2 separate regions of the Homo sapiens genome follow, and region 2 is linked to region 1. Evidence: read pairs that join two places in POLR2A ChIA-PET (ENCODE). Cell type or tissue: Caco-2. All regions are shown on one strand. Links, peaks and the distances in the headings refer to the core of each region. The heading gives the core; the rest is flanking DNA. Region 1 overlaps LIPE-AS1 (LIPE antisense RNA 1). Region 2 overlaps MEGF8 (multiple EGF like domains 8).

The links. Peaks named below come from ENCODE experiments on the same cell type or tissue, not always from the same donor. Only the 100,000 strongest peaks of a DNase experiment are listed, where the experiment ranks them.
Region 2: POLR2A ChIA-PET joins it to region 1 with 8 read pairs; 6 of 35 experiments call an interaction of 5 or more read pairs at or near these places.

The regions. Positions count from the first base shown.
Region 1 is chr19:42,460,124-42,476,836 of GRCh38, reverse strand. All of the region lies in intron 1 of LIPE-AS1 (LIPE antisense RNA 1), which reads right to left. It also overlaps the pseudogene RNU4-60P. Among named protein-coding and RNA genes, the nearest start is that of CXCL17, 26 kb to the right of the region's middle. RefSeq lists enhancers at 2,584-3,564, 4,545-5,525, 10,746-10,955, 10,700-11,200. In Caco-2, for the core only: no CTCF peak of the experiment used is centred there; a DNase peak (open chromatin) is centred at 8,217.
Region 2 is chr19:42,376,417-42,386,727 of GRCh38, reverse strand. It overlaps MEGF8 (multiple EGF like domains 8), which reads right to left. Exons shown (of 42, transcript NM_001271938.2): 42 at 7,963-10,311. The coding sequence ends at 9,953. Among named protein-coding and RNA genes, the nearest start is that of CNFN, 8.7 kb to the left of the region's middle. In Caco-2, for the core only: no CTCF peak of the experiment used is centred there; no DNase peak of the experiment used is centred there.

The sequences.
Region 1 (16,713 bases), core at 4,740-12,739:
AATATCTATCATTGCCTAGTATGTATCACGTATTGTGATAAGTCCAGGGACTACAAAAATGAATAAAAATATGTTTCCTGCCCTAAAGGAACCCACTGTCAACTTTGGAACAAAGACTCTTCACAAAATGGAAAATGCCTATGGAGACATCTTGAGAAGAGCCAAACATATCTTCTGGCTGGGCACGATGGCTCACGCCTGTAATCTCAGCACTTTGGGAGGCTGAGGTAGGGGGATCATTTGAGGTCAGGAGTTCAAGACCAGCCTGACCAACATGGTGAAACCTCATCTCAAATGAAAATACAAAAATTAGCTGGGCGTGGTGGCGCACGCCTGTAATCCCAGCTACTCAGGAGGCTAAGGCAGAAGACTTGCTTGAACCCAGGAGGCGGAGACTGCAGTGAGCCAAGATCATGCCACTGCACTCCAACCTGGGCGATTGAGTGACTGCCTCAAAAAATATATGTGTGTGTTTGTATGTGTGTGTGTATTTGTGTGTGTGTGTGTGTGTGTGTGTGTGTGTGTATCTTCCACGTCAGTTCTAACCAAGAAAGCAATTTTGCCTGATTTGTGACCACAGGAAAAAGGGTGCTCACTTTACTTTCAAATCAGTGCCCCAGTCACTGTTAGCACAAGCCACAGCAGTGGAGTAACCAACACATGATGTAAAATGCCTTCTATTTGCCTGGTGCTATGGCAAGTACTACAGGCAAGATCTGTAAAGATGGAAAGGGGCATCCCAGAGAAGAAAGCAGCAATCACAGCTAACGCAACTTATCCTGCTTCTGGGCTTCATCTTCCCCTAACTCATAGATTCAATCTGTCCTCCACTTTGACAGTCAAAGAGATCACCCTAAAACACAAGTCTGCTAATGTCAATGATACTGCCTTTGGAAAAATTATAACAGTGAAAAAAATATGGCAGTAAGAGATCTTATCTAACCCATGCTCCCCCATCTTGCCTTTCCCTTAATCATTCCTATGCTTAGGCTAAACTAACTTTGGGAGACATTTGGTTTATAGTTTAAATGATAAGAAACCTTCCCCAAAACTCAACCACCTTTGTAAAGCTAATGAAAGGCCATCAGGATAGAGGGAGGAGAGGAACCTGAATTCTGCTAAGCTGTAGACTGGTCACCAGATATGTCCTGCACATAACATCACTGTTGTAGATTGGCCTTTTGAGATATCTTTTCAGGTTTTTTGCATGTCTGACACCCAGAGCTCCACCTGGACCTGCCAACTCCACTCCTGTGGCCCTAGCCAGAAGCAACTCGCTAAAGAGAGCAGCTTCAAGATCCTATGATTTCATCTCCACCCAAACCAATCAGCCGCAAGCACTCCAACCCCTTCCCCCAAACTGCCTTTGAAAAACCTCTAACCTGGGGGGAGGGGGGAGGGATAGCATTTGGAGATATACCTAATGCTAAATGACGAGTTAATGGGTGCAGCACACCAACATGGCACACGTATACATACGTAACAAACCTGCACATTGTGCACATGTACCCTAAAACTTAAAGTATAATAATAATAAAATAAAATAAAATAGGAAAAAAATAAAAACCTCTAACCTATGAGCTGAAGATGAGGTTGATTTGAATAACAACTCCATCTCCCATGTGGTGTGGCCAGCCTTGTGTCAATTAAACTCTTTCGTCCCACCGCATAAACTCTTTCTTTACTGCAATGCTGTGGTCATTATTTGTACAGCAGGCAGGAAGAACCCATTGGGTGGTTACATCAATACCCTGCCTAAAATCTAGGTATAGTTCTCCATCACCTTGAGGATAAAATCTAAACTTCTTCACCAAGCATACCAGGCTCTTCGTAATCTGGTCCCTGATTACTTCTAATCACTGTGCCTGTGTACTCTCTGTGACAACAGGCTCAGCTACTTGCAGTTCCCGGAACACATCACTGACTTTGCACTCCCTCACATCACAGACTTTGCGTGTATTGTTCCTTCTCCCTAGACGGCCCTCCTCTCAATTTCTACTCCTCTTTCAGAACTTAGCTCTTAAAAATAGAAAGAAAAGAGAAGAAAAGAAAAGGTTTCTCTGTTCTCAGCATTCTCATCCCAGGATGAGTTAGTAAGCCCTCCCCTATGCTCCTGTAACACTTGATTTGTCCTTTAATCATAACGCTTGTTATTCTTTTTTTTTTTTTTTTTTTTTTTTGCGACAGAGTCTCGCTCTTGTCGCCCAGGCTGGAGTACAATGGCACGATCTCAGCTCACTGCAACTTCCGCCTCCCGAGTTCAAGCAATTCTCCTGCCTCAGCCTCCCAAGTAGCTGGGACTACAGGCACCCATCATCATGCCTGGCTAATTTTTGTATTTTTAGTAGAGATGGGGTTTCTCCATGTTGGCCAAGCTAGTCTCAAACTCCTGACCTCAGGTGATCCAACTGCCTCAGCCTCCCAAAGTGCTGGGATTACAGGCATGAGCCACCGTGCCTGACCCATGCTTGTCATTCTGTTCTGTAACTGTTTGACTTGTCTCCTTTAAAAGACTATGAGCTCCTTAAGGGCCACCATGTTTTTATTTCCATTAATATACTTAGTACCTAATATAGTGCTTAGTATCTAGCAGGCATTCAGGAAACTACATGCTTATTAAGGAATTCAATGAGTGAATAAACAGCACCAAACATTTACTGGATTCCATGTGTGAGGCACATGGTGAAGTCTTAAACTTAATCAATGTATTGAGTTTGTGAAAGGAAAATAAAATCTTGGGATCCCAAATTCACTATGCCAAAGGGAAAAGTTAAGCTTGGGAACTGAGTCATGCAGAAACTGCCTTCTTTTTGTTCCTAAACAGATAGCTGTAATTTCACAGTCTTACATTATCTTATGTAAAATGTAGATCTATTGAGCACTAGATAAATGCATAATTGACTTCCCCTCCATTCCTTTCTTTTCACATGTAAAATGCGAATTCACTGAGTGCTAATCAAAGCCTCCCAAGAATGTAACTGTTTGCCTCACTGCCTACCCTCCCCTTTCTTTTTCTTTCCTCCTCCTCCTCCTGCCTGTTCTTTCTCCTTTAAATATTGAAGTCCTCGGCTGGGCACGGTGGCTTACGCCTGTAATCCCAGCACTTTAGGAGGCTGAGGGGGGCGGATCACGAGGTCAGGAGATTGAGACCATCCTGGCTAACACGGTGAAACCCTGTCTCTACTAAAAATACAAAAAAAAAAAATTAGCCAGGCATGGTGGCGGGCACCTGTAGTCCCAGCTACTCAGGAGGCTGAGGCAGGAGAATGGCGTGAACAAGGGAGGCGGAGCTTGCAGTGAGCCCCGAGATCGTGCCACTGCACTCCAGCCTGGGCAACAGAGCAAGACGCCATCTCAAAAATAAATAAATAAATAAAGACAAAAATAAAATAGTCTTCCTGTATCATAGAATCATAAACTCTCTAGCTAGAGAAACTCCTCTACAATCACATGATCCAAACTTCTTACTGTATAGATAAGGGATCTAAGGTCCAGAGAAATTAAAAGAATACATGGCCAAATCAAGGTCACAATATGAACATCATTCCCCTCCTCAAAAACCTTCAGATAAATTCCAAACTCCTTAGCACGGCATTCAAAGCTCTTTACAACCTGACCTCAACCCACCTATTCAATCTCATTTCCCTCTCATGTCTCCTACAAGCCCTTGGTTCCAATCTGTTTTCTTCCTATCCTCTGAACTTATGCTACTTGGCCTCATTCTGTTCTTTTTCTGGAGTGTCCCTCCACCTTCCTCTCCAACCTTTGCAGGTTTGCAACACTCACTTGTTCAGAAAGCCTTCCCTGGCTTAGCCCATGGGGCAGCTCTCATAGCTCTGAACTCCCAAAGCCTTCATGGTCCATGACACTTGTTGGCTGATGTTATTGCGAAAGTTTCCCATTCACAATAATTGCACCTCGGATAAACCTCATTGGCTACAATAATACCACTGCGCACAACCAGCCAGTATTATTTTACATGCATTCCCAACATTGTGATTTACATGATCTTCTATCTTATTACCTCTCACCCCATCTAGACTGCAACCTCCTTAAAGGCAAGAGATTGTACTTTATATTTCTCCACAGCTCCCAACTGCACCTAACCTGTGACTATGAGCATTTACTGAGCACCTATAATGTGTAAGTTGCTGTTCTAAGGCCTTTGTGTACATGATGTCATTTGATCCTCATAATTCAGCCAGGCACGGTGGCTCACGCCTATAATTCCAGAACTTTAGGTGGCTGAGGTGGGAGGACTGCTTGAGCCCAGCAGTTTCAGACGAGCCTGGGCAATATAGAGAGACTTCATCTCCACAAGAAATTTAAAAATTAGCCAGGCATGGTGGCACACATCTGTAGTCCCAGCTACTTGGGAGGCTGAGATGGGAAAATTGCTTGAGCCCAGGAAGACGAGGCTACAGTGAGCTGTGATCAAGCCACTGCACTCCAGCCTGGTAACAGAATGAGACTCTGTCTCAAAAAAGATCTTCATAATTTTCTCAAATGAGAAAAGTGAGGCTCACAAAAGAGTAAACTGTCAAGATCACACAACTTAACTAAAAAGTGGCAGAGCTATAGTGAAATGCAGGTTCCTCAGCTTCCATAAAAACATTTAGCCAAAAACCATGCTGCCTCTAACCCAGTTGGTGTCTTGAATGGGACAGGTGCACCCGAACTGCTCAGTGACTAACCAAGACATTCACAAGCCCAGGCAGAGGGCCAAAGTATACATGACAAAGAATCAGAGCAGGCTTGATGCTCCCTTCCCCTGAAGCCCAGATTTGGGTTTCCCCAGGTCCCTGCAGGGTCTCCTTTGTTTCTTGGCATTGACTCTTCACCTTGTGCCAATTTAGGCAGAGGCCCCACTCTGTTCCCCAGGTAGCTTATCCAGGAGCCCTGACCAAATGGGTAAGACAGCAGGATACAAAAAGCCAGATTCCTCTGAAGCAGTGAGAAAAGTGATTCTTGAGCAACTGGCTCACTGGAAGGGAGCCCTTTCCTATGGCCACCCTGCTCCTGTGTTTTCCTTTCGGGGCCTGTTAGGCAACTTTGGGATTAGAGAAACAAGACTTTGCCAACAAACTGTGTCTAACAGAGTCGGAGTGGAAGAAGCCCTGACACCTTGCAAACCCTGGACAGCGGGAAGACCCGTCTCTCTCCTGCCTTGCCCTGACTGAGGGCCACATCCTCCGTGTGCCCATGGGGAAACACAGCTTGGAAAACAGGCTTTTCTACCCTGGCGGCAACAGCTGCCATTTACTGCCATCAGTTATGTAATTTAATAACTTATTGCCAAGCTCTATACCTGGTACTTTAAATGCTTTGTGTTTTTGGGGGGCTTTTTTGTTTTTTTCCCCCCACCTCAATCCTTGTTAACATTCTGTGGACTATAGTCCACTGCAGTAGTTAAGGACACAGGCTCTGAGGTTGGGCTTCCATGTTCAGAATCCCAGCTCCACAACTTAAGAATTGTGTTACTGTTGGCATGCTGCTTAACCTCTCTATGCCTCAGTTTTCTTATCTGAGAAATGACAACTACAATAGTACCTAATTCCTAGAGATATATGGGGATTAACTGTATTAATAAATATAAAGTGCTCAATACAGTAGCTATTATAACTATTACATGGTATCATCTTCATTTTACAAATGTCGCAATTGAGCCCTAGAGAGCTTAAGTCAGTTGTCCAAGATCACGCAGATAATAGAGAACAAAGTGGATTTAAATCCAGGTCCAGTCTGTCTGACTCCCAAGGCACCAAACACCCAGTGCTTGAAGTTTCTCTCTCTGTGTCTCTTTCTCTCAAGCTGAACTATACTTACAGAGCTGTTGGGGTGGTTAAAGAGCTACAATAGGACCCAAGTTAGAATTAAGTTCCCAGGGTCACCCTGAAGAAGTGAAATTATGTAGGGCCCAGAGCTGCCATTAAGAATGTGGGGTTTGGGGCCAGGCGTGGTGGCTCAGACCTATAATCCCAGCATTTTGAGAGGCCCAAGTGGGTGGATCAGCTGAGGTCAGGAGTTCGAGACCATCCTGGCCAATATGGTGAAACCCTGTCTCTACTAAAAATACAAACAAAAATTAGCTGGGTGCGGTGGTGGGCACCTGTAATCCTGGCTACTAGGGAGGCTGAGGCAGGAGAATCACTTGAACCCAAGAGGCAGAGATTGCAGTGAGCCAAGATCACACCATCGCACTGCAGCCTAGGCGACAGAGAATCCGTCTCAAAAAAAAAAAAAAAAACATGGGGTTTGGGCCAGACGCAGTGGCTCATGCCTATAATCCCAGCACTATGGGAGGCTGAGGCAGGAGGATCACTTGAGCCCAGGAGCTAGAGACTAACCTGAACAATATAGCAAGACCCCGTCCCTACAAAAATAAGTTAAAAAGTTAGCCACATGTGGTGGCACACACCTCACACCTGTGGTCTCAGCTACCCAGGAGGCTGAGGTGGGAGGATCGCTTGAGCCCAGGAGGTTGAGACTGCAGTGAGGTATGTTCACACCACTGCACTTCAGCCTGGGTGATACAGCAAGACCCTGTCTCAAAAAATAAAAAACAAAAATAAAAAAAGAATGTGGGGTTTGGGCTGAGTACAGCAGCTCAAGCTGATATATAATCCTAGCACTTTGGGAGGCTGATGCAGGAGGATCACATGAGCCCAGGAGTTTGAGACCAGTGTAGGCAACAAAGTGAGACCCTGTCTCTACAAAAAATTAGCCAAGTGTGGTCGCATGCGCCAGCTGCTCCGGAAGCTGAGGCAGGAAAATCACTTAAGCCCAAAAGGTCATGGCTGCAGTGAGTCGTGATTGTGACATGGTACTCCAGCCTGTGCAACAGAGTGAGACTCTGTCCCAAAAAAAAAAAGAATGTGTGGTTTGGAAAATTTTCACCCAGCCTACCCCCAGTGATTTTGCACAAGTGACATCAGGCTGAAATGATATCAAAAGCAGTATTAAAGGGGGAAAGAAGTCACAAAAGGGCATCATGAAGAATTAGAAGAATGGGAGAAAACAGGGAAGGAAGTCCCAGCTGCCACTGCCTTTGTGCCTCTGTGTGGTGGAGGGGACAGCAGCTTAATGTATGAGCCTCCGACAAAAATGTGGCACCAGTTGGTCTGAGTATGTCTTTTTTATTTTTTTATTTTGAGACAGACTCTGCCCTCTGTCACTCAGGCTGGAGTGCTGTGGGGCAATCATGACTCACTGCAGCCTCGACCACCAAGGCTCTAGTGATCATCTTGCCTCAGCCTCTCAAGTAGCTGGGACTACAGGCATGTGTCACCATACTCAGCTAAATTTTTAAATTTTTTTTTTTTTTTTTTTTTAGAGATAAGGTCTCGCTATGTTGCCCAGACTGGTCTTGAATTCCTGGGCTCAAGGAGTCCTCCCACCTCGGCCTCCCAAAGGATTGGGATTACAGGCATGTGCCACCATGCCTGGCCTGAGCATTTCTTGTGCATCTTTCTCCACAAATGCCCCTCCCTCCCTTTTTTTGAGATGGAGTCTCACTCTATTACCCAGGCTGGAGTGCAGTGGTATGATCTCAGCTCACTGCAACCTCCACCTGCTGGGTTCAAGTGATTCTCATGCCTCAGCCTCCCGAGTAGCTAGGATTACAAGTGTGCACCACCATGCCCAGCTAATTTTTATATATAGATAGATACCTATATATATAGATATCTATGTCTATCTATCTGTGCATGTGTGCGTGTGTGTGTGTGTATAAATATATATATATATACATATATATTTTTTTTTAGACAAAGTCTCACTCTGTCACCCAGGCTGGAGTACACTGGCAAGATTTTAGCTCCCTGCAACCTCCTCCTCCCGGGTTCAAGCAATTCTCCTGCCTCAGCCTCCTGAGTAGCTGGGATTATAGGCGTGTGCCACCTCGCCCAGCAAATTTTTGTATTTTTGGTAGAGATGGGGGTTTCACCATGTTGGCCAGGCTGGTCTCAAACTCCTGACCTCAGGTGATCCACCCACCTCGGCCTCCCAAAGTACAGGGATTACAGGCATGAGCCACCATGCCCAGCCTTAATTTTTATATTTTTAGTAGAGACAAGGTTTCACCAAGTTGGCCAGGCTAGTCTCAAACTCTTGGCCTCAAGCAATCCTCCCACTTCAGCCTCCCAAATTGCTGGGATTAAAGCCATGAGCCACCGTGCCTGGCCCTGCCCCATTTAACTACTGCCTAGCATCCTGGTCTGAATGGAGAGAAGTAATTATAGTTCCCTACGGATGACTCATGACTCCGCAAGGCTCAAATTGCCCTGCCATCTCACTACTACAGTTTGTAAGAACAACTAACAAATCCATTTCTGGTCCCCCAGGGAACATACACTCATTCTCCACTTCTGGGTGTGCTTGAGGCCATGCTGTTGTATCTGGAGAGATGAGGGGCAAGCTGAGGGATAATTGCAGTTGCCACCTCCACCACATTCCCCCCACAGCCTTTCTTAAGGAGCCCAGTGTCTTGCCTTCCCATGGCCACTGTGTCCTAAAAGGGAGAGTCAGAAAGTGGCAAGGGGCTGGACTCACACCCCACTCTCCTGTGTCAGCTGCTGCATGACTGAGCTAGCCTGTCTGGTTCTGAGAGCTCCCAAAGGCTTGCAAGACAGACAGTTGGGTACTGTGAGAATTAGCCCCAGAAGTCCATGTTCAAAAAAAGACAAACCGTTTGTTCCTGAGGAAAGAGATCCTATTTTATTTATCTTTTTTTTTTTTTTTTTTTTTGAGATGGAGTCTCACTCTGTCGCCCAGGCTGGAGTGCAGTGGCGCGATCTCGGCTCACTGCAACCTCCGCCTCCTGGGTTCAAGCGATTCTCCTGCCTCAGCCTCCCAAGTAGCTGGGATTACAGGTGCCCGCCACCACCCCGGCTAATTTTTGTATTTTTAGTAGAAGTGGGGTTTCACCATCTTGGCCAGGCTTGTCTTGAACTCCTGACCTAGTGATCCACCTGCCTCGGCCTCCCAAAGTGCTGGGATTACAGGCGTGAGCCACCACGCCCGGCTTATTTTATTTATCTTTGAGAATTCAGCAACTGGCCCTTGTTAGATACATGAAAAACATCAGTGAAATTTAATTGTTTTTAAAGGGCAGAACGCCTACATGTTGGTTAGAAACAAGCCATAAATCTGACCAATTTCCTGCATGTCAACGTGTCGCCAGTTTTCTGGGAACAGGATGATACCTCTGTCACAGAAGCGATCAAATCCTCTAGGTCCAACTCATAAATCTAAGGGTGTGATGGCTAAACAACCAACATCTGATTTCTGAGAACTGACCTTGGACTATTCAGAAGGTATGGGAATTTCATCCTCCACCTCCCAACCCCTCACATGATTCATACCCAGGAATAAAACAAGGCAGATTTCAGACTGGATTAAGAAAATTTCTAACATCTTATCCAGCCTCTGACAAGTTACCAGGACATTGCACAAAAAGCAGAAACATAAAGAGAGCAAGCCCAGCTCCTAAATCACTTCCTCTCAGCATCAGCACATCAGCAGCCACTGATCCACATTCTGACCCACACGCATGCACCAGACACATGTAATACACTCACAAAGCTTCACCTTAAACTCTTAAGTAGCAGTGACATACAAGACATTATCACAGAACACAGAATCTCACATGTGTTACAGGAGCTCCCCGGACAATACTAACCAAACCGTAAGAATCTAACTCCACCTACCCTTCACCATATCTGTATGAATACTGGGAGCTGGAACATGCACATGTGTCTCTCTGTGCCCTGGATCTGTCAGGTTCTATGGAAAAGGGGAAATATGAAACAGAGACCCTGATGGCTATGAAAAGAATTTCCTGCTATTTGCTTCAAAGACACATAGGCAGGAAACAGTTGGGAAATCTATCAAAACAATCATAGCCTACTCTAGAAACTGAATATTAGAGAGGCAGGCAGAACAGGGAGGGAAGTCATGTTATTACTGGAACATAAGAAGTCTGTGCAATGGCAGGGAAGCTACCAACTGGGCCTCCTTCCCCAGAGCCAAAGGAAGCTCCTGCCTCCAGACTCTCCTCACCACACCCACAGTGGGCCTCTTCAGCCCTTAGAAACACAGAGCTATTCAAGAAGAGATGCAAATAAAACTCACTACTTGTTCCTTTTGGGGGAGGGAGGCACATGTGACAGAAAAAGCAGCATTCGGGGCTCTGCCACACCTGCCTCAACCTACCACTGTTAATCACAGAATCAGAACTTGAGAACACAAAAGATGATCTCACTCAAATCCAACAGCTTACAGATAAGAAAACTCCCGTCCAGAGTGAGCGAGTGACTTTCTCATGGTAACAAAGAACGTCGGTAGCTTAGCTGACACAGAACAAGGCCTCCTCACTCCCAGCCCAGAGCCTTTCCCTCACTTCTGGATCTTCCTGAGGCCAGAGTGTGTGAACATCCCCAAAACTGAGCTGCATAAAACTCTCTGATGTCCTCACCCGAGGCAGTGGGTATAACTGGACTGGCCTTCCAAACTTGCTAGTGGATGAGATGGAAGCAGAAAGATTAATACTTCCTCCTGTTTGTCTGTCTTGCTCAGCTCAGGGCCCTAGGGGAGTCACAAAAGATGAGGACACGTGAAGACTACAGCTGCAGGTAACAGGATCCCCGTTTCACATCCCAGGCTGCAATTCCACTGTCCCCCATTCACTGCTCTCAGCAGTCCCCACTCTTGAGCAGACTGAGGTGAAGCAGCTAAACTTCATGTCACTCCACCTCCATGGCAGAGCATGGCAGGCCCGAGAGAAGTCACTACAACTGCTCCCCTCCCAATGCTCATCGCCCAACCGAGCACCAAACCACATGGAGGTCCTCAGCTGGGAAGTTCCCCAACAGGACAGAGAGAGAAGTGAAACCCATCTGGGGGAGAAAAATAAATGAAAGGTAAATGTAAGAGATGCTGCCTCACAGTGCCTCCTCTGGTATAAAGGCAAGTGCAATTTTATCCACTCTTGGTCCTCCCACCCCACCCCTCCAAGAGCCCAAAGAAAGAAAGAGAGCACGGACCACATTATTGTTTTGGGTTTTGTTTGTTTGTTTGTTTGTTTGAAATGGAGTCTCGCTCTGTCGCTCAGGCTGGAGTGCAGTGGCGTGATCTTGGCTCACTGCTACCTCTACCCACTAGGTTCAAGCAATTCTCCTGCCTCAGCCTCCCTAGTAGCCGGGATTACAGGCATGCGCTACCAAAGCCTGGCTAATTTTTGTATTTTTAGTAGAGACGGGGTTCCACCATGTTGGCCAGGCTGGTCTCAAACTCCTGACCTCAGGTGATCCACCCGCCTCAGACTCCCAAAGTGCTGGGATTACAGGCGTGAACCACCGTGCCGGCCTACATTGTTAATTTTACAGAGGAACAAGACCCAAACTGTGGTGACTGAAGAAGCCAAGATTCCATTTCCTTCCAGAACCAGACATTCAGCCTTAAATCAGTAGGTCTCAAACATCAATGTTTGAGAAATTCTTCTTTCAGTTGGCCCAAGTGATAACTATAGATCTCAGGGTATTTTTTGTTTTGTTTGTTGTTGTTTTTGTTTTGAGACCGTCTCACTCTGTTGCCCAGGCTGGAGTGCAGTGGCGCGATCTCGGCTCACTGCAACCTCTGCCTCCTGGGTTCAAGCAATTCTCCCACCTCATCTTCCTGAGTAGCTGAGAGTACAGGTGCACACCCCCATGCTCAGCTAATTTTTATATTTTTAGTAGAGACAGGGTTTCACCATGTTGGCCAGGCTCGTCTTGAACTCCTGACCTCAAGAGATCCCCCGCCTCGGCCTCCCAAAGTGCTGGGATTACAGACACGAGCCATCGCGCCTGGCCTAGATCTCGGTTGTTTGTTTTTGAGATGGAGTCTCGCTCTGTTGCCCAGGCTGGAGTGCAGTGGTGCAATCTCGGCTCACTGCAGGCTCCGCCTCCTGGGTTCACGCCATTCTCCTGCCTCAGCCACCCCATCAGCCAGGACTACAGGCGCCTGCCGCCATGCCCGGCTGATTTTTGTATTTTTAGTAAAGACGGGTTTTCACCGTGTTAGCCAGGATGGTCTCAATCTCCTGACCTTGTGATCTGCCCACCTCGGCCTCCCAAAGTGCTGGGATTACAGGTGTGAGCCACCACGCCCAGCCTAGATCTCAGTTTTTAATAAACATCCTCGAAGATCCCAATACAGATGATCCAAGGACCACTCTATGAGAAGTCCTACCCTGTTGCTTTCCTCAGCATTCCTGCTCTCAATCTGGGAATCAACCTGAAAGTTGACACTTTCTGTACCTGAGCTGCATTTTATCTATGTCTTCGTCAGAGGTAAAAGGAAACAAAAGAAAACAAACAAACAAAAAAAAACACAGAAAAGGTCAGGCACGGTGGCTCACGTCTGTAATCCCAGCACTTTGGGAGGCTGAGGTGGGCAGACCACGAGGTCAGGAGTTCAAGACCACCCTGGCCAACACAGTGAAACCCTGTCTCTACTAAAAATACAAAAATTAGCCGGGCGTGGTGGTGCGTGCCTGTAGTCCCAGCTACTCGGGAGGCTGAGGCAGGAGAATCACTTGAACCTGGGAGGCAGAGGCTGCAGTGAGCCGAGATTGCACCACTGCACTCCAGCCTGGGTGACAGAGCAAGACTCCATCTCAAAAAAAACAAAAACAAAAAAACAGAAAAGTACAGAATGTACTGAACTACCCTGAACTGCTGAGTGATTAAGACCACATGCTATATAGTCCCCCAGGCGGCCTGGCTTCATATTCTGGCTCCAGCATACAAGCTGCAAGGCCCTGGGCAAATGACTATACCTCACTCCCCTCATCTGTAAAATGGGGCCAATAAAAGTACCCGCCGCATGTGCTGTTGTGAGGATCAACTGAGGTAATCTAGTTAAAGTGTTTAGCACACTGCCTGGTATATACTGAGCACACAATATTTGTTGGCCACTCATCGTACTATTAGTACACAATATTAGTTACACTAGCTGTGTTAGATGTACTAATTGTAAGCATACAATATTTGTTGGCTATTAGCATTTAATATCGTCATATAAACATATAAGACCCATTACTCATTACACCCAGGCCAGGCACAGTGGCTCATGCCTATAATCCCAGCACTTTGGGAGGCCAAGGCGGGCGGATCACCTGAGGTCGGGAGTTCAAGACCAGCCTGGCCAACATGGCAAAACCCCCTCTCTACTAAAAATACAAAATTAGCCGGGTGTGGTGGCGCATGCCTGTAATCCCGTCTATTCCAGAGGCTGAGGCAGAAGAATCACTTGAACCCCATAGGTGGAGGTTGCAGTGAGTCAAGATTGTGCCATTGCACTCCAGCCTGGGCAACAAGAGCAAAACTCTGTCTCCAAAAAAAAAAAAAAAAAAAAAAAAAACTCATTACACCAAAGAGATTGGATAGGCCAAGTAATTTTTAAGCAGTAGAGAGCCTTCCAAGGAGACTTCTAGATCTAGTAGCCTGGCTTTTGGCTTCATCCTTCTAAGCTACTTCTTCCCCTTTACCCTCCTAGTCTCACCTCTCCCCCTTCCAACCCATGGTCACAGTGTTCTCAGCAGAACTGTACATTTGCATTGTGCTTTTTATAGTTTATAATGAATGCTAACACATTTTATAGCATGTGTTTCACCTGCCTCCTCTTCCCTATTATCTTTCTCCAAAAGTCCTTCCTTCACTCTCCTCTTTTCACCTCTCCATTCATTGATTCACAGTCCCCATTTTCCAAAAGACCTATTGGTAGTAAATATGTGACCCCTGGGCTAATAATATCTATCCAGCCAAAACCCTGAAAAATTGCTCTGATCAGAGAACAGAGAGGGAAAGAGTAGAACACAGCCATGAGCTCGACGCAGGAGAGCAGGTGTGAAGTTACTACAGAGGCAGAGACCCCCCCAGCTCACTCCCTCTTTCCTCTTCACCCTCTACCACTCCCTGGCTCCAGCGCCAGCTGTATTCTTCCCACTCCCCACACAGTAGTTCCACCTGGATGGCCGATAGGCATCTTATCTAACATTCAAAACTAGGTTTAGCATTTCAGCCCCTAATCAACCTAGCCCCACCCTTATCTTGGGGCTAATGACATCTGGTCCACCCAAAATCCCAAACTAGACACAGCTCGGAGCCATCTTCAGGCCCCTCCTTCCCATCTCCTCCCCTCTGGTCACTCACAAAGACCTCCAACTCTTCCTCAAATGGCTCACGCCTATGCCCCTGTTCTTCATGCCCTCTGATTTCTCACTTCAGATCTGAGTCTCTCATGTGGACTCTGCACAGCCACACTTCTCCTAGAGTATGTGTCCTGAGACACAGGTCACTTCCCACTTTAAGCCTCTGGTAGTTCCACACTCACAAGAGTCCAGACTCCTTAAGCTGGTGGTCAAGACTTTCACAGTCTGTCAGGACTCTGCCCTTCCTGCTATCAAAGAGCACCAAAAGAAGACCAGAACAAAAATATCCACCCTCACCACTCTTGCATAAAAGGCCAAAGAGCACATAAAGCCTGAGGGTTGGTCCCCTCTCATAAGGACATTAGCCAAATTGATTTCTTCTGAGCATGGGTCCTTGGGCCCTGAAGGAATGATATAGATTTCAATGAGGAAGAGAAAAGAAAATGCATGGCTAGAGCAGTCAAGCTGTAAGGGCTTGAGTTCATCTCAAATCTCATTTTGCAGCAGGCACAGCTAAGGCCTAGATAGGCAAATCTACTCATTCAAAGTCAGAGCTCAGTCACCAACACCAGGACCCAGGTCCTGGCCCACAATTCTGCTTCTTCTGCCAACAGGCCTAGAAGACTCTCTCAAGAACAACTGTCTTGGATTCCCACAGCTTTCCCCTTTCTGTGGTCACCACTCAGGACTCCCTACCCTGCCCCACAAGCCTGCAGATTCTGAGATGACCTGGAAGGAACGGAACAGGAAGGCGTGAGCTTTGGCACCAGTTTAACGTAGAACTGTACGGGCCAAACACAGGGCCTTTGATTATAGAAAAAAATAGGCCCATTGTCTTGGTGGGTGGAACCAAAGCATAGCAGCATCTAAGAAACCAGTTTCTTTGTGTCCAGTGATGAGGGCTTAGCCCTAAAATATTAGGGTGGGGAGGGAGGAGGGGTGAAAGGGAAACATACTTTAATAAAATAGATTAGCAAACTAATACAGGAACAGAAAACCAAATACTGTGTCTTCTCACTTATAAGTGGAAGCTAAATGAGAACACATGGACAGAAAGAGGGGAACAACAGACACTGGGGCCTACTTGAGGGTGGAGGGTGGGAGGAGGGAGAGGATCAGAAAAAAAAAAAAAAAAACTGTTGGGTACTAAGTACCCGAGTGACAAAATAGTCTGTATACGAAACCCCTGAGTCACAAGTTTACCTGTATAACAAACCTGCAGGCCAGGCACGGTAACTCACGCCTGTAATTCCAGCATTTTGGGAGGCTGCGGATTGCCTGAGGTCAGGAGTTCCAGACCAGCCTGGCCAACGTGGTGAAACCCCGTCTCTAATAAAAATATAAAAATTAGCTGGAAGTGGTGGCTGGCGCCTGTAATCCCAGCTACTCAGGAGGCTGAGGCAGGAGAACTGCTTGAACTCAGGAGATGGAGGTTGCAGTGAGCAGAGATCGCGCCACTACACTCCAGCCTGGGCGACAGAGCGAGACTCTGTCTCAAAAAACAAAAACAAAAAACCTGTACATGGAGCCCTGAACCTAAAATAAAAGTTTAAAATATTTTAAAAGAAAGAAAAAAAAAAGAGGCAATTACAAGAGTTCTTACCCCTAGGTTTTCTTGTTTCCTCACATAGTGCTTACACAAGGTCCTCTGATTCCCCCAGGATCTAGGAGGACTGGGTAAAGGTGTGGCTCCCTGGAGGTTAGAGGAATCAGTAAGAGATTTAGATGGCTCCATTATGAGGCTGTTAGTAGAGAAAGCAGCCACTCTATGTTTCCCTAATTGCTAGTAAAGAAAAACAAAAAAAAAACAAACTCAGGGCTATATATCCACCCCTTTCAACAAAGGAAACAAACCTTCCTATTAAGTACAGGTGACCTGTTCCGGGACTGGGGCCCTGCCCACCTCAGCATTGTTAAGAAATAATAGGAAGAAAAAAGCAGAAAAGGCTGAGCCCTAAACAACAGATTTTAGGAGCACATTCTCCCCTGCCACCAAGTCTGAAACTACTTCACATTGATTCCAGGCTCCTGGAATGTCTCAGTTTACCCCATAAGATGTCACTGAACACATTCCTTGATGACTAGTCATTCCTTTGAGTTTGATCCATGGAAATGATGGACCATTTAGGTTGAAGGATAAGGCCCTCTCTTCCTGCCTTTAAAAAACTGTGCCTATAACGTCACTCCTGTCCTTGGCAAATTCATCCTTACACTCAAAGATATGCCTTCTCAGTGATCGTCCAGAGGATTTAACAGGTACATTGAAATACTTCTATTTATAACATCGCAATGTAATTGTTACTCGCGTCCATGTGAAGACAGTCTACTATACAGGCACTTGGGTGCAAGTGGGCTGAGTCTGAAAAGAGAGTCAGCAAAGGGAGAATTGGGGGGACAGTTTTACAGGATTTGGGTAGGTAGTGGAAAATTACAGTTAAAGGTGGTTTTCTCTTGTGGGCAGTGGTGGAGGTCACAAAGTGCACGGTGGAGAGATCATGAGACTCACTGTCCAAGAAAAAGAA
Region 2 (10,311 bases), core at 1,728-9,727, 87 kb after region 1:
GCCCTTGCTTGCTCCATATCTATGGACTGTTGGCCTGCACACAATTCGAACAGGCGTGGGGGACTTTTGTCTCCAAAGCAGAGAACTTATAAGCTTAAGGCTCTCTGGAGCTAAAAACGAATTTTTTTTCTTTTTTTTTTGAGACGGAGTCTCACTCTGTTGCCCAGGCTGGAGTGCAGTGGCGCGATCTTGGCTCACTGTAAGCTCCGGGTTCACGCCATTCTCCTGCCTCAGCCTCCCGAGTAGCTGGGACTAAAGGTGCCCGCCACCACGCCCAACTAATTTTTTTTTTTTTTTTTTAGCAGAGACAGGGTTTCACCGTGTTAGCCAGGATGGTCTCAATCTCATGACCTCATGATCCGCCTGCCTTGGCCTCCCAAAATGCTGGGATTACAGGAGTGAGCCACCGCACCCGGACCTTTTTTTTTTTTTTTTTTTTGAGACGTAGTTTCGCTCTTGTTGCCCAGGCTGGAGTGCAATGTTGTGATCTCAGCTCACTGCAACCTCCACCTCCCGGGTTCAAGCGATTCTCCTGCCTCAGCCTCCCGAGTAGTTGGGATTACAGGCATGCGCCACCATCCCCAGCTAATTTTGCATTTTTAGTAGAGACGGGGTTTCTCCATGTTGGTCAGGCTGATCTCGAACTCCCGACCTCAGGTGATCCTCCCGCCTTGGCCTCCCAAAGTGCTGGGATTACAGGCATGAGCCACCGCGCCTGGCCTAAAAAGGAATTTTTAGGGACTGTCTACTTCAATCAACCCTCTTTCCTGCAAAAGCAACCAACAGCAGATCAAAAAATGTTCAGGTCTCAAAATTGGACAGACCTGGGATCTAATCTTGACTCCTCACCATTTAGCTGTGTTATCTTAGTGAATTCATAAACCTTTCTGAACCTGATTCCCCCTATAGGACTAACAGTCCCTAGCATGTCATATGGCTATTGTGAGAACAAGAGATGGTACACAGGGAAAGGCCAAAGTGTGAACTCAAATCACTGTGGGCTGGATGTGTTGGCTCCTGCCTCTAATCTCAATGCTTTCGGAGGGCTGAGGCAGGAGGATCACTTCAGGACAGGATTTGGAGACTAGCATGGGCGACACAGCGAGACATCTCTACGAAAAAAAAAATTTTTTTTTTTTTTTTGAGATGGAGTCTCGCTCTGTCGCCCAGGCTGGAGTGCAGTGGCGCAATCTTGGCTCACTGCAAGCTCTGCCTCCCAGGTTCACGCCATTCTCCTGTCTCAGCCTCCCGAGTAGCTGGGACTACAGGCACCCGCCACCATGCCCGGCTAATTTTTTGTATTTTTTAGTAGAGACAGGGTTTCACCGTGTTAGCCAGGATGGTCTCAATCTCCTGACCTCGTGATCCACCCACCTTGGCCTCCCAAAGTGCTGGGATTACAGGCATGAGTCACTGCGCCCGGCCTCTACAAAAAATTTTTGAGCCAGGAGCAGTCACGCCTATAATCCCAGCACTTTGGGAGGCTGAGGCAGGAGGATCGCTTGAGCCCAGGAATTTGAGACCAGCCTGGGCAACATGGCAAAACTGTGTCTACAAAAAATACACAAAAATTAACCAGGCATGAGGCGGGGCGTGGTGGCTCATGCCTGTAATCCCAGCACTTTGGGAGGCGGAGGCAGGTGGATCACCTGAGGTCAGGAGTGCAAGACCAGCCTGGCCAACATGGTGAAACCCCTTCTCTACTAAAAATACAAAAATTAATCAGGCATGGTGGTGGGTGCCTGTAATCCCCGCACTTGGGAGGCTGAGGCAGGAGAATCACTTGAACCCGGGAGGCAGAGGTTGCAGTGAGCCGAGATTGCACCACTACACTCCAGCCTGGATGACAGAGCAAGACTCCTTCTCAAAAAAAAGAAAAAAATTAGCTGGGCATGGTGACGTGAACCTGAAGTCCCAGCTAACTGAGAGGCTAAGGTAGGATGATCACTTGAGCCCAGAAGGTGAAGCCTGCAATGAGCTCACAAGATGAGACCCTGTCTAAGAAAAAGAAAAAGAAAAACATTCTTAAAAATTAGCTGGGCAAGGGCACGGTGGCTCACGCCTGTAATCCCAGCACTTTGGGAGGCTGAGGTGGGCGGATCACGAGGTCAGGAGATCAAGACCATCCTGGCTAACACAGTGAAACCCCGTCTCTAATAAAAATACAAAAAATTAGCTGGGCATGGTGGCGGGCACCTGTAGTCCCAGCTACTCGGGAGGCTGAGGCAGGAGAATGGCATGAACCCGGGAGGCGGAGCTTGCAGTGAGCCAAGATTGCACCACTGCACTCCAGCCTGGGTGACAGAGCGAGACTCCATCTCAAAAAAAAAAAAAAAAAAATTAGCTGTGCATGTGGCTCACACCTATAGTTCCAACTATTCTGGAGGCTATGGCAGGAGGATTGCTTGAGTCCAGAAAGTCAAGGCTGCAGTGAGCTGTGATCACGCCACTGCACTCCAGCCTAGGTGACAGAGAGAGACCCTGTCTTAAAACAAAACAAAATCATTGTTTTTTGTTTTCTTAAGACAATCTCGCTCTGTCACCCAAACTGGAATGCAGTGGCATGATCTCAGCTCACTGCAACCTCCACCTCCGGGGCTCAAGCAATTCTCGTGCCTCAGCCCTACAAGTAGCTGGGATTGCAAGCGTGTGCCACCACGCCTGGCTAATTTTTCTATTTTTAGTAGAGACAGGGTTTCGCCATGTTGGCCAGGCTGGTCTCAAACTCCTGACCTCAAACAATCTGCCTATCTTGGCCTACCAAAGTGCTGGGATTACAGGGGTGAGCCGCCACACCTGGCCAAAATCATTGTTAATATTACTATAATATGTATAATATAGTAACTATCTTTTTTTTTTTTTGAGACAGAGTCTCACTCTGTCGCCCAGGCTGGAGTGCAGTGGCATGATCTTGGCTCACTGCAAGCTCCGCCTCCCGGGTTCAAGCGATTCTCCTGCCTCAGCGTCCTGAGTAGCTGGGACTATAGGCGCCCGCCATCACGCACGGCTAATGTTTTTGTATTTTTAGTAGAGATGGGGTTTCACTGTGGTAGCCAGGATGGTCTCGATCTCCTGACCTCGTGATCCACCCGCCTTGGCCTCCCAAAGTGCTGGGATTACAGGTGTGAGCCACCACGCCCGGCCTATTCTAATATTAATATATTACTATTATTTGCTGTTATCTCTCCCTCTCTCTTTCTGGAGCTGTATCCACTCATTGAGTGACATCTTCCCTCGGGGTATCTAACAGCCACCTCAAATTTAACATATATAAAACCTAACTGCTGATGTACCCCAACCCCCAAACTGACTCTGCCTAGTCTTTGCCATGCCAGGAAAGAGCAAACTCTACCCGTTCCGTTGCTCAGTCACTTTCTCTCTCACCCAGCGTCCAATCTGTCAACAAATTCTGCTGGTTCTGCTCTCAGAATATATCCAGAATCTCACCACTTCTCTCCACTCTGCTATCCCGACCTTGTTCCAGCCACTCTCCTCTTCAACACGGACACAGGGGCTTCCTCCATGGGCTTCCCACCCTCTCCTACCCCATTAGCCTCTTCCTCCCAGGGGAATCCTGTGAACACCTACGTCAGAGCTCATTCTTCCCAAGCTCAGAATCCTCCCATGGTGCCATCTCTGACAGAGTGGAAGCTTGAGTCCTCACCGTGGTGCAGGGACCTACAGGACATAGCTCTTGTTCCCTCTGTGACCTTGTCTCCCTATCTCCCCTTATTCCTTCTTTGCTCCAACCACATGAGTCTTGTTTCTCTGAAATGTCAGGCACACTCCAACTCAGGGCCTTTGCACTGGCTGTTCCCTTGGCCTGGAATTGCTCCTCCCTCAAATGTCCCTCTGGCTCACTCCCTAATTTCTGCTCATGTATCGTCTTACAAGAGAGGCCTTCCCATCCCACCTATGTTAAATAGCAAGTCTCAGGCCGGGTGCAGTGGCTCATGCCTGTAATCCCAGCACTTTGGGAGGCCATGGTGGGTGCATCACCTGAGATCAGGAGTTCACAACCAGCCTGGCTAACATAGTGAAACCCTGTCTCTACTAAAAATACAACAATTAGCCAGGTGTGGTGACAGGCACCTGTAATACCAGCTACTTGGGAGGCTGAGGCAAGAGAATCGTTTGAACCCGGGAGGCAGAGATTGCAGGGAGCTGAGACCACGCCATTGCACTCCAGCCTGGACAACAAGAACGAAACTCCATCTCAAAAAAAAAAAAAAGCAAAATAGCAAGTGCCAAACGCCTGCTCTCTCACTGCCTTTTCTGATCACTTTCCAGCATGCAGCATCATTTACTTATTATTGGGCACCACACTGGCTTATCAGCTCCATGAGGGCAGAGACCTTATTCACTACTCTGTCCCCAGCCCCCAGCACAATGCGGGGCCCATTCTAGGCAATCAGAAGACATTGGCTTAGAAAAGGAAAGCAACTTTGGAGGTAACGTGTGGGGCAACAGAGACAGGCTTGTGTCACAATCTGGCTCGTCTCTTAATTAGCCCTGAGTTCTTAGTCAACAGAGCTTTCGAATGGGCAAAATGGAAAACCAAGCTGGCACCTCCCAGTGATGTTGGCAAGATAAGATTCACACCAAGCACCCAGCACAGTGCCTGGAGGGCTGTAGGCCCTCAGTAAAATATTCCCTCTATCCCTGAAATCCCCAGGGGGTTTGGAGCTGCACATAGCCTAGAACCAGGCATCCAGCCTTCCATGCCCAGACTCTCTCCCACCTCAGCATACGCCACTTGCACTCAGGTATGTGCAGGGAGAAGTGACGGCAGAGGGCTGACGTGGAGGGAGGAACACGTACCATAGAGCACTTGTGAGAGTCGGAGGGAGTGTGGCTATGCATCCCAGAGAAAAGGCCCAGTCGTGGTGCAAATCATCTGCTTAGGAGGGCAAAGTCACAGGATGACTGCTAGGAAGACACTTCACCTGAGAGGTCCACGCATAACACAGAGGAGTCCTAAAGAATCTTAGCTCCTTTCTGCTCATGCAGGTGGAACTCCAAGCCCTCAGGACTCCCTCTCTCAGGGCAGCAAATCTCACACTCCTTAGCTTTCTAGTTGGTATATTCTGCATTATCCCTAGCAGAAATTGGCTATTGTTTTTGTTTTTTGAGACGGAGTTTCGCTCTTGTTGCCCAGGCTGGGGTACAGTGGTGCAATCTCGGCTCACTGCAACCTCCACCTCCCGGGTTCAAGCGATTCTCCTGCCTCAGCCTCCTAAGTAGCTGGGATTATAGGCATTCGCCACCACGCCCAGCCAATTTTTGTACTTTTATTTATTTATTTTTATTTTTATTTATTTATTTTTTGAGACAGAGTCTTGCTCTGTCGCCTAGGCTGGAGTACAGTGGCATAATCTTGGCTCACTGCAAACTCTGCCTCCAGGTTCAAGCAATTCTCCTGCCTCAGCCTCCCGAGTAGCTGAGATTACAGGCGCCCACCACCATGCCCAACTAATTTTTGTATTTTTAGTAGACACAGGGTTTCACCATGTGGATCAGGCTGATCTCGAACTCCTGACCTCGTGATCCGCCTGCCTTGGCCTCTCAAAGTGCTGGGATTACAGGCATGAGTGAGGTGGACTGTTGACCCTTTTGATTTGTGGTTACAGATGCTTGGAAAAGCCTCACCCTTCCTGCTGTGAGGTACAGGTAGTCATGTGGCATCACCTCTAAACGTGTGCTGGGACAGCTTTCAGCTATGTCGACCTAATTTAAGGGGTCCTTCCTTGGGAGGTGGAAGAGCCTGGTGGTCAGGCACATAGGTCTGAGAGTCAATTGACAGCTCTCATGCAACAGCTAAACCATGTCTATGACCTTTTGTTTTCTCATCTGCAAATGGGGATTACGGGTTACTGACCTCATATGATTGCTGGAGAGACCAAATGAAACCACAGCAGTATGCTATGCAAACTGTCCAGCATGTGCTGCTCAGTTCATATAAATGCAAGTCCACGATCATATCCTGGAGGGTAGGTGCTACTAATAGCTCATAAAGGCAAAACTCACGTGAGGTCAAGGTAACCCCTGGAAATCCCTTAAATTGCCCACAAAGTATGAAGATACCATGTTAAACCTGGGCAATACAGCGAAAACCTGTCTCTACAAAAATACCAAAAAAAAATAGCCGGGCCTGGTGGCGTGCATCTGTAGTCCCAGCTACTTAGGAGGCTGAGGTGGGAGGATCACTTGACCCCAGGAGGTTGAAGCTACAGTGCGCCAAGATCACATCACTGCACTCCAGCCTGAGTGACGAAGCAAGAGCATCTCCGAAAAAAAAGAAAAAGAAAATACAGTGTTATTCCTGGCCCATAATGGAGACTCACACACCCTCTGGGTCCCACACATCGTCCTCCGCTGAGCACCTGATGAAGAAACCAGCTTGCACTTTGGAGCCGGGATGTGCAGAAAAGATACATTGTTTAACACACCCAGCAAGATGCCTATGCTGCTGAGGCTGATGGAGAGGACAGAGATCTCCAGCTCCCACCTGGGAGGAATCAGGGATTTTGTTTGCCTAGGTGCATGCCAGGTAAAGCAGCTCTCATGATGCTTTCGGTTTTGACTGTGACTCTAATGGATTAGAGAAAGCTCACTGGGCTGGGCGCGGTGGCTCACGCCTGTAATCCCAGCACTTTGGGAGGCGGGCGGATCACGAGGTCAGGAGATCAAGACTATCCTGGCTACCACGGTGAAACCCCGTCTCTACTAAAAATACAAAAAATTAGCCAGGCGAGGTGGTGGGCACCTGTAGTCCCAGCTACTCGGGAGGCTGAGGCGAGAGAATGGCGTGAACCCGGTGGGCAGAGCCTGCAGTGAGCCGAGATTGCACCACTGCACTCCAGCCTGGGCAACAGAGCGAGATTCCGTCTCAGAGAAAAAAAAAAAAAAAAAAAGAAAGCTCATTGTGCTAGGGTCTCATTTCATTCTCAGCCCTGTCTGGTTTGAACCCTTCTATTGGGGCCCAGAATAAAATCTGTGCCTGGGCTAGGCATGGTGGCTCACACCTATAATCCCAACACTTTGGGAGGCCAAGGTGGGAGGATCACTTGAGCTCCAGAATTCAAGACCAGCCTGGGCAACATGGTGAAACCTCATCTCTACCAAAATTACAAAAATTAGCTGGGTGAGGTGGTACACGTCTGTAGTTCCAGCTACTCGGGAGGCTGAAGTGGGGGGATCGCCTGAGCCCAGGAAGTTGGGGCTTCAGTGAGCAATGATTCCATCACTTCACTCCAGCCTGTGTCACAGAAAAAGAGACACCCTGTCTCAAAAAAAAAAAGAAAAAGGCCAAGTGCAGTGGCTCATGACTGTAATCCCAGCACTTTGGGAGTCAAGGTGGGCGGACCACTTGAGGTCAGGAGTTTGAAACCAGCCTGGCCAACATGGTGAAACCTTGTCTCCTCCAAAGATAGAAAAAAATTAGCCAGGCATGGTGGCGCGTGCCTGTAATCCCAGCTACTTGGGAGGCTGAGACATGCAAATCACTTGAACCCGGGATATAGAGGTTGCAGTGAGCCAAGATCACACCACTGCACACTAGCCTGGGCAACAGTGAGACTCTGTCCCCTCAAAAAGCAAAACAAAACAACAACAAAAAGCCGTAGCTGGGACCAAGGCAGCCTGTTTTCCCTCCTGAGCCAAACTGGGGTTTCCCTGAGGAAGATCTAGGGAAGGGTCAAATTCCACTGCCCACGTCTGCCCTCAGCGCGTCCCTTCTGGGAAACAAGAGCTGTTTATTGGTATTTATTATGCTTCTGTTGGGGCATACCCTTCCCCCTTCCCCCTTCCCCCTTTAAGAGGGGCAGCCAGGAACAAAGCCACCCCAGCTTGGAAGTGGCACCATCATAAGGGCAATTATCCAAGTTATCCAGCATGCGGGGCTGGGTCAGAGTTGAGACCTAGCCCTGCTGGGACATGTGCAGACGCGCTCAGACACCTGGGTTTTCCCCATACTTTTTATTTGTTAATTTCATCACCCCCCTCTTCTTCTGATGTGGTCCCCACCACCTCTGACATGCACGCATTGGCTAGGGCCTCTCACACTGAGGCTCCACGCGAAGGGAAGATGCAAAGTCCAGTCCCTCCAGGAGCTAGTGATGGAAGTCTTGGGAAAGGAGAGTCCCAAGTTCAAGAAGACAGCTAGGGTAGAAGGGAGGGAGGTCCTCAAGGGGTAGAGGACAGGAGTCCAAGGAGGTGGCTCAGGTGCGGGGTGGCGCCTCAGGAGAGCCCAGAAATCTTCCAGGCAGCACTGTCTGGAACAGGGCTGTGCACTGACGGTACCGGCATTTTCATCCCCAACCTCAGTGGCCCCCATGCCCACCTGGGGTGGGATCTCAGGCAGAGGTTTTGTCCCCTCTGAGGCTCCCCCACAACACGCCTCTGTTGTTCCAGCTTTGCTGTGTGACCCTGGTCCCCGGTGAGGTAACACCACCACTGAGCTTTATCCCTGCAGCCTGGGGGTCCTATTCACCTCTGGGCTGTCTCAGGGTGCCATCTGTCTCTTTCCAGCTGCTTCCCTCGCCAGCGCTATCAATCCCCCCATTCAATTTCTGCTGTTGAAATATTCAGTGTTTCTGTATCCCTAGTTGGACCTGAGTGAAGAGATGTCTGAAGGGCATCTCATGTCAAGAACCAGACTCTGATCTTCCTCACAAGCCTCAGTCTGCCCCATTCAATTAACGATCCCCTCAGCCACCCACAGTTCAGGCCACAAAGCTAGGGGTCATCGTGGTTTTGTCTCCTCCCTCACCCTGACATCCACACCATCATTTATATTCTTCCATACACATCCCACATCTGAGCCAGACTCCCTCATTGCCAGCACCCTACTCCAGCCCACCATCCCTGCTGCCCCTCTTGTCCCTCCGGTCCATTCTCCACAGCACAACTGAGTGACCTCTTAAATTTTTTTTTTTTTTTTGAGGTGGAGTCTCGCTCTGTCACCCAGGTTGGAGTGCAGTGACGCAATCTGAGCTCACTGCAACCTCCGCCTCCTGGGTTCAAGCGATTCTTCTGCCTCAGCCTCCCGAGTAGCTCGGACTACAAGTGTGTGCCACCATGCCCAGCTAATTTTTGTATTTTTAGTAGACATGGGGTTTCACCATATTGGCCAGGCTGGTCACGAACTCTTGACCTTGTGATCAGCCCACCTTGGCCTCTCAAAGTGCTAGGATTATAGGCATGAGCCACCGCACCCGACCCTCTTAAATTCTTAAATAGGTACATCGGATCCTGTCACTCCCCTTCATCAAACCATCCAACAGCTTCCCATTGCCCTGAGAATAAAACCCAAAACCCTATGTGGGGCCCACAAGGCCCTGGGTGATCCAGCCCCTGACTATCCCCAGCCTCATCTCCTCACACTTGATCTGGGTCACACTTACCAGTTTTCTGGTCCTTCCAATAAAACAAGCCTGCTCCCACCCCAGGGCCTCTGCCTTTGCTTCCCAAAGCTCTTCCCGTAGCTGGTTCTTCTCAGGCGTTCTCAGTCTAGCTTCTTTGAATGCCCAGCTGACTTCACCCCATCGTCCCTCACTGCCACATCCTCTGGAGGCCTCACAGTGCTTCTCCCTCTCTGAAGCCATCTTACTTGTGTGTGCACATGTGCATGTGTTCATGTGTGTATGCGTGTGGGGTGTGTGCATGTGCACTGATTGTCTCCCTTCACCAGAACCTAAGTCCCATGAGATCAGGGAACCTCGTCTCTTGGTTCCTGCTTTGCCCCACGCCTATGACAGTGCCTGACAGAGTAGGTACTCGATAAATAGCTGCTGAATGCAGAACAAAGGAGGCCCCATCTGGGCAACCCTGGGGGAAGGGGGCCAGTGGTCTCCAAGTAGACAGTGTCCAGGGGCCCCCAGGTGGAGGGACCCCAAGTCCAGGGCGGCCCTATCAGGTGACCCAGCTGCTGTGGATGAGAACCCTGGGCATGTCAGAGGGACATGCTGGTGAGGTTGTCCTGGCTCAACAGTCCCTTCCGGCCCGCACCAGTCCCATGCCCACTGCCCCCAGCACCCCCACCACCCCCACAGTACTCGTGCAGCCTGTGCCGCAGTGTGACGAGGGCTGACCCCAGGCAGGCGCCGTTGGGTGCATGGGGCCCGCCAGGCAGCTGGAGCAGCAGTGTGGCCACGCCAGCCATGCCATCTTCTGTGGGCTCGAGAGTGATGGGCCCAGCTCGCAGCCCAGCAGTGGTGGCGGGGATGGCTGGTGGGCAGCAGCCCCCTCCCATGGGTCCCCAGGGCCCACCGGCCCCTGTCAGCAGCAGGGGTGCCAGGAAGGGCTCAGAGC